2 separate regions of the Homo sapiens genome follow, and region 2 is linked to region 1. Evidence: read pairs that join two places in POLR2A ChIA-PET (ENCODE). Cell type or tissue: PC-9. All regions are shown on one strand. Each heading gives the region's core, and the rest is flanking DNA. Links, peaks and the distances in the headings are about the cores only.

What was found. ChIA-PET counts read pairs that join two places held together with the same protein. Peaks named below come from ENCODE experiments on the same cell type or tissue, not always from the same donor. Only the 100,000 strongest peaks of a DNase experiment are listed, where the experiment ranks them.
Region 2: POLR2A ChIA-PET joins it to region 1 with 6 read pairs; 2 of 35 experiments call an interaction of 5 or more read pairs at or near these places.

What each region holds. Positions count from the first base shown.
Region 1 is chr14:64,859,692-64,862,607 of GRCh38, forward strand. All of the region lies in intron 1 of SPTB (spectrin beta, erythrocytic), which reads right to left. Among named protein-coding and RNA genes, the nearest start is that of SPTB, 19 kb to the right of the region's middle. In PC-9, for the core only: no CTCF peak of the experiment used is centred there; no DNase peak of the experiment used is centred there.
Region 2 is chr14:64,805,409-64,808,324 of GRCh38, forward strand. All of the region lies in intron 2 of SPTB (spectrin beta, erythrocytic), which reads right to left. Among named protein-coding and RNA genes, the nearest start is that of MIR7855, 21 kb to the left of the region's middle. In PC-9, for the core only: no CTCF peak of the experiment used is centred there; DNase peaks (open chromatin) are centred at 423 and 1,283; H3K4me3 peaks cover 1,254 bases; H3K27ac peaks cover 1,929 bases.

The DNA of each region.
Region 1 (2,916 bases), core at 139-2,638:
CTGTCTCTCTCTCTCTCTCTCTCTCTCTCTATATATATATATATATGCATATAATTAGTATATGTATAAAAGAATATGGAGGAATATGCATCAAATTATGGTCCATGATTATCTGAGGGCTAAGAAAGGTGGATGATGAAGAACTTTCATTTTCTATGGTCTGTATTTCTGTAATATTTTACATTAGTAAAACTTTGTATTACATTTGTGATCAGAAAAAAAAAAATTAAGTGTTTCTGAAAAGACTGTGAATAAAAAGTTAAATCTCCCACCACATCTCAATGAGAAAAGGTAAAATTGCCTAAAACTTGAAGTCAGGTGCTTCCAACTGAATAAAATACTTTTCCCCCCTAGAATCTAAGAGAATTGCAGCAAATATGGCCTGATCCTTGAGCTTCTGACCTTCCCAAAAATAGTTTGGGATGGCAGGAGCTGGACTTCTTAGCAAAGAGTCCTCCTATTCACTGGGCAAGAAGGCAATCCCCCAGTGACATGAACCAAGCAAAGAAAGTATATTCACACCCAGAGAACTTTCAGGAAACAAGATCCTCTTATCACCATCAACCGGGAGTCTCATCTTTCACCCACTCATTGAATGAGCCCTTTTGTTTCCCCTAAAGGATCGTCATATATTCTTTCCCTGCTTCTACAGAACATCCTGGTGCCCCAGAATGGGGCACTGAGAGGCACAGGAGGAGTCCCAGTAAAAACTCAGTTGTCCACATTTCCAAGAGAAACAGGACCTGAGAGGGCAGGGCTCTGAGAAAAGGGAAGGAACACCCAGGTAGGCGCACATGTGTGGAAGCCAGGTCTGTGTTTTTTTTTTTATAACTATGCTTCAAAACTTACATGTGTGTGACTTATATTCTCATCCATATATCATATATCCCACAGTAGGACACTAAAAAAGAAAAAAGGATCGAGCCTGCCTCAGAACATTGTAGGACAGGTGCAATAAGTTCATCAGTCTGTCAACAAACACATCCTCAGTGCCAGGCACTGCTCTATCCACAAATAATAAGCACTGAACAAAAAGTCCCTGCCCTAAAGAAATAGGAATGCTTTTACGATGTTGGTGGGAATGTAAATTAGTTCAACCATTGTGGAAGACAGTGTGGCGATTCCTAAAGGATCTAGAACCAGAAATACCATTTGATCCAGCAATCTCATTACTGGGTATATACCTATAGGAATATAAATCATTCCTCTATAAAGACACATGCACATGTATGTTTATTGCAGCACTATTTACAATACCAAAGACATGGAACCAACCCAAATGCCTGTGAAAATGTGGTACATATACACCATGGAATACTATGCTGCTATAAAAAGGAATGAGATCATGTCTTTTGCAGGGACTTGGATGAAGCTGGAAGCCATTATCCTCAGCAAACTAACACAGGAGCAAAAAACCAAACACCGCATGTTCTCACTCATAAGTAGGAATTGAACATTGAGAACGCATGGACACAGAGAGGGGAACAACACACACCAGGGCCTATCGGGGGTTGGGGGTGAGGGGAGGGAACTTAGAGGACAGGTCAATAGGTGCAGCAAACCACCATGGCACATGTATACCTATGTAACAAACCTGCACGTTCTGTGCATGTATCCCATTTTTTTTAGAAGAAGAAATAAAGGAGAAAATAAAAGTGTCCCTGCCCTTGACAGCATACACTCAAGCCTCATATAAGTGGGGAATGCCACAGGGCCACCTATCATGGTTCTTTGTATGTGACAGGGCTCGGCAAGTGTTCTCGAAATGATACTGTGCATCTACAGCAGGGCACACACGTGGCTGCACTGACCGGCTCCCCCACCCACTTGATGCTTTCCAGCCTCCCAGAGATTTCCAGCATCTACCAACCCTTTCTCCATCCCTAGCTACCTCAGCATCCCCACTTTCTTTCCAAGGAATCTCCATCCTCTTGGCCTAAAAATCATGTTATTCACTGCACAAAACTTCCCTTGACCTCTCTCTCAAACCATCAAGTTCTCAGAAAAGCAATCTGCATTCATTGTCTTCTGCTCCTCGCCACGGCTTTCCTCTGTAGTTCCTGATCATCGAGTTTCATGCCTCCACGAAAATTGCTTTCTTGAGGGTCACTTGAGCCTCTTCCAAGGCTAACAGCCTTCACGTACTCCTTTCCGACGTTAGACACGATTAACCATCCTTTTCTCAAAGCTGAATTTCCACGGCCTTGGATTCTCCTGGCTCTTCATCCTCATTGTGCTGTGATATCACAATCACATTTACTAGATTCTCTTCCTACACCCACCCCTTCAATGTTGGCATTACCCAAAGTTAAGGCCTCTCTTCTCTCATGTGATCCTTTCCCCTTTCTGTGCTGAGAGCTGTCAAATCGACACCCCCAGCCCAGCCCCTCCTGGGCTCAACTTGCTACAGCAGCTCCACAGAACACGCTGCAGCTGCTTCCCACTTAACACAGTTAACACTGAATTCTTTCTTTGTACCTCCTCCCTACTCCCAGGGTGCCTCTTTCTTTTAAGACTTTAATCTCAGTAAATTAGCAACAGCAACCTCCTAGATACCTGAGCTAGAAAACTCCAGCCACTCTCAGCGGCTCTCTCCCTCCCCTCAAGTGCCAGTGGGCACCACACACCTACAAGTTTTTTAAGAACCTGCAAAAATGCTTTAAGACTTGAAAAATACTATAAATACAAAATTAAGATCATATAATCAAAATTAAGAATAATTCTAAAATGCTTTCAAATATTTCCGAGAACAAAAATGTTTTATTAGCCTGGGTAACGCAGTGAGACCCCATCTCTGTAAAAACATTTTTGTTCTTGGAAATATTTGAAAGGATTTTAGAATTATTCTTAATTTTGATTATATGATCTTAATTTTGTGTCCACTGGCACTTAAGGTGGTGGCCTGGGCGCGGTGCC
Region 2 (2,916 bases), core at 184-2,683, 54 kb before region 1:
ATTTCAGTGCCAGGCTTACCCATCAACCCATCAAATATTCGCTCTGCCTAGAATGCTGTCTCTCAACCCCTCCACTCTACCCCACCTCCTTCACTTAACACTAATTCATCCTTTAAGAGCCAGTATAAATGGCGCTTGGGTTGGGTCTCCCTTCATGTGCCCTGCTCCCTGCATTTACGTTTCCTTCTCTCTCCTAGATGCTCCCTGAGCCCAGGGAAATCTGTCTTGGTCACTTCTCTGTCTCCAGGGCCTGGAGCCTGGTGCACCATCAGTACTCCATAGCTGTATTGTGGCTGTCTGTACAAACATTGATTCTGTTCCTATTATGTGGCAGCGCTGTGCTAGGCCTGAGGACACACAGAGGTAAAACAAATTTCCTGCCCTCAAGGAGTTCCTGATAGGGGGAGGAAAATGATGAGCAAGGGAACAGGATATGTAGAATGTATGACTCATGTGGGGGTAAGGATAATGAAGGTTTGGGCTGAGGGCTGTCTGCGGCTTTACGCTATCTTTCTCAGCCCTGGGAAGGTGACATGACACCCCTATCCTAAATCAGCATCAGCCCAGTCCAAGCCCCTGGCCCATGCTGTACCAGTTCAGGTGGGGTACTTCTTACTGCCTCTGTACAAATAATGCTGGTGGTCTGTCCAAGTTAGGCACCAGCATTACCTGGGGAAGCTCAGACAAGATGCTGGAGAGAGGACAGAAGACTGGGATGGCACAAAAAAAAGAGAGAGAAAAGGATAGAGGAGGGGAGAAGGAGAAAAAAAGAAAAGTAGCAGAAAAGAAGAAAAACAAATAAGATAGAATTGAAGGTGAGAAGAGAGGAGTGAGCCCTCTCTGGATTTATGAACAGTTTGGTGGCAATTAGCTTCTGGGCACTTAGGTTTGAAGATTCAGGGAAGGAGGTGACTTGGCAGTGAGGCTGGGCCTGAGGGTTGTGGAGGATCCCTGGGGAGGGTACATGGCAGTGGAGGGGGAGATCACAGCCAGGACATACCTGGAGTGGCCTAGCCAGGAGCGGGGTCTGCCCGGTCGGAGCAGGCTGTGTGCTCGACTGAGCCTCAACCGTGAAAGGGCTGGCTTTTTAAATTATTAAATATCTTGATTCAACAATAACAAAAAGAGGAGCTTAGCCAGTTCTGCCTCAAGGGTAGAATCCTGGCAGTTCCTGAGGCTTGCTGCATCAGATGCCTTCCGGCTTCATGGCTATTTTGGTATTAGGAACTCAGACCCTTGATTCTTCTGTGCACTCATTGAGCAAATATTTACCGTACAACCGTCAGGTGCCAGGCCCTGGGTGGTGGTGGGGAACTCAAGGACAAGACTGATGGTCCCTATCCTTGAGGCAGACAGACTCTATTATAAATATGACGAGGGCTTGAGTCATACATGAAGAATGAAGAATTCTACAGCAGCCATCTAAATAAGACTTCCAAGAAGAGGAAAAGTACTACTACTGACTGTGAATCCTAAATACATGTAAAATTTAAACGGCATTCATTTATTCTGGGCCTCTGTGCAAAGTTTCAGCGAGAAAACTCCCCTTACCCTTTTGTCAACAGCAAATTAAACCACTTTCCTGATTTCAAATGCTGCTTCAGCGAAATGTAACTAAAGGGAGTTTGATGCCATACTGGACGGAAAGCAATTGCACTTATTTTGGGGCATTTTTAGATTCAACAGAGCCAGCCACAGTCCCACAGTTTTTTCCCTAGAAACCAGATCTATTCTTTAAGTAGCTAACCCTTCAGGTCAGGTGTGGAGCCTCTGACTAAGGGGGGTGAAAGTTTTAGCCCCTTTAGAGGTAGGTGTCCCCCAAAGTGAAAGTATTTCTTCCTCCTTTTCCTGTCTTTAAGAATGCAAACATTTCATTACGTGGGTGCTGAGAACTATTTATCTGTGCTTGGCAAAGGGTAAGGGAGTGATTCTAGCTGGGAACATGGATTAATTCTAGGCCACTGGGCTGGTGCATTTATTGGTGCAGAAATATCAGAAAGCACCCTTAGATCTCCCCAGTTTTTACCACATGAATGATGCCCCCTGGACCCTCAAACGTGGGAGCCACAGGTTTTGAGCACAGGCAGGTGGCCTCCTAGCTGCCTTTTATTTGAAGGCTGGAGTGAAATCACCCAGAATCCCCAGAGCCCCAAAACGCTTTGCAATGTTGAGACACAGAAAGATTTCGAGAGGCTAATGATGATTGGAAGGGGAGAAAAGGCCCCAAGGTGAGAGGCATTTCCATGAGCTGGCTGGCTCCAGCCGCCTGGCATTGGCATGCTCAGCACATTCACTCCCGCACAGCCCAGATGCTCATCCCAAGCCTTCCAAGGGCAGGAGAGGCGGTGGCCTGGAGCCAGCTAGGCTGGGAACCCTGGTAGTGTGGACAGGAAGAGAGGTGGCTGTACACTGGGCCTGCTGTCCCCAGGGGACCCAGGCCATCCTACTGGGACCCACCATGGGAAGGAGGCCTCAGCACAGCCCTGCCAGGAGCCAGGCCTTATTTCCAGAGCCCTAACCCTGCCAGTGCAGGAAGGGGGTGAGTCCACCAGCATGGACTGGCTGACAGCCTCTGCTGCCATCAAACCCCGGCATCTCATTCCTCTCTGTTCCTCTTTTCTTTTCAACGGAGTCTCGCTCTGTTGCCAGGCTGGAGTGCAGCGGCGCAATCTTGGCTCACTGCAACCTCCGCCTTCTGGGTTCAAGCAATTCTCTTGCCTCAGCCTCCTGAGTAGCTGGGACTACAGGTGTGTGCCACCACGCCTGGATATTTTTTGTATTTTTTAGTACAGACGGGGTTTCACCATGTTGGTCAGGATGGTCTTGATCTCTTGACCTCATGATCCACCTGTCTTGACCTCTCAAAGTGCTGGGATTATAGGCATGAGCCACCGTGCATGGCCCTCTCTGTTCCTT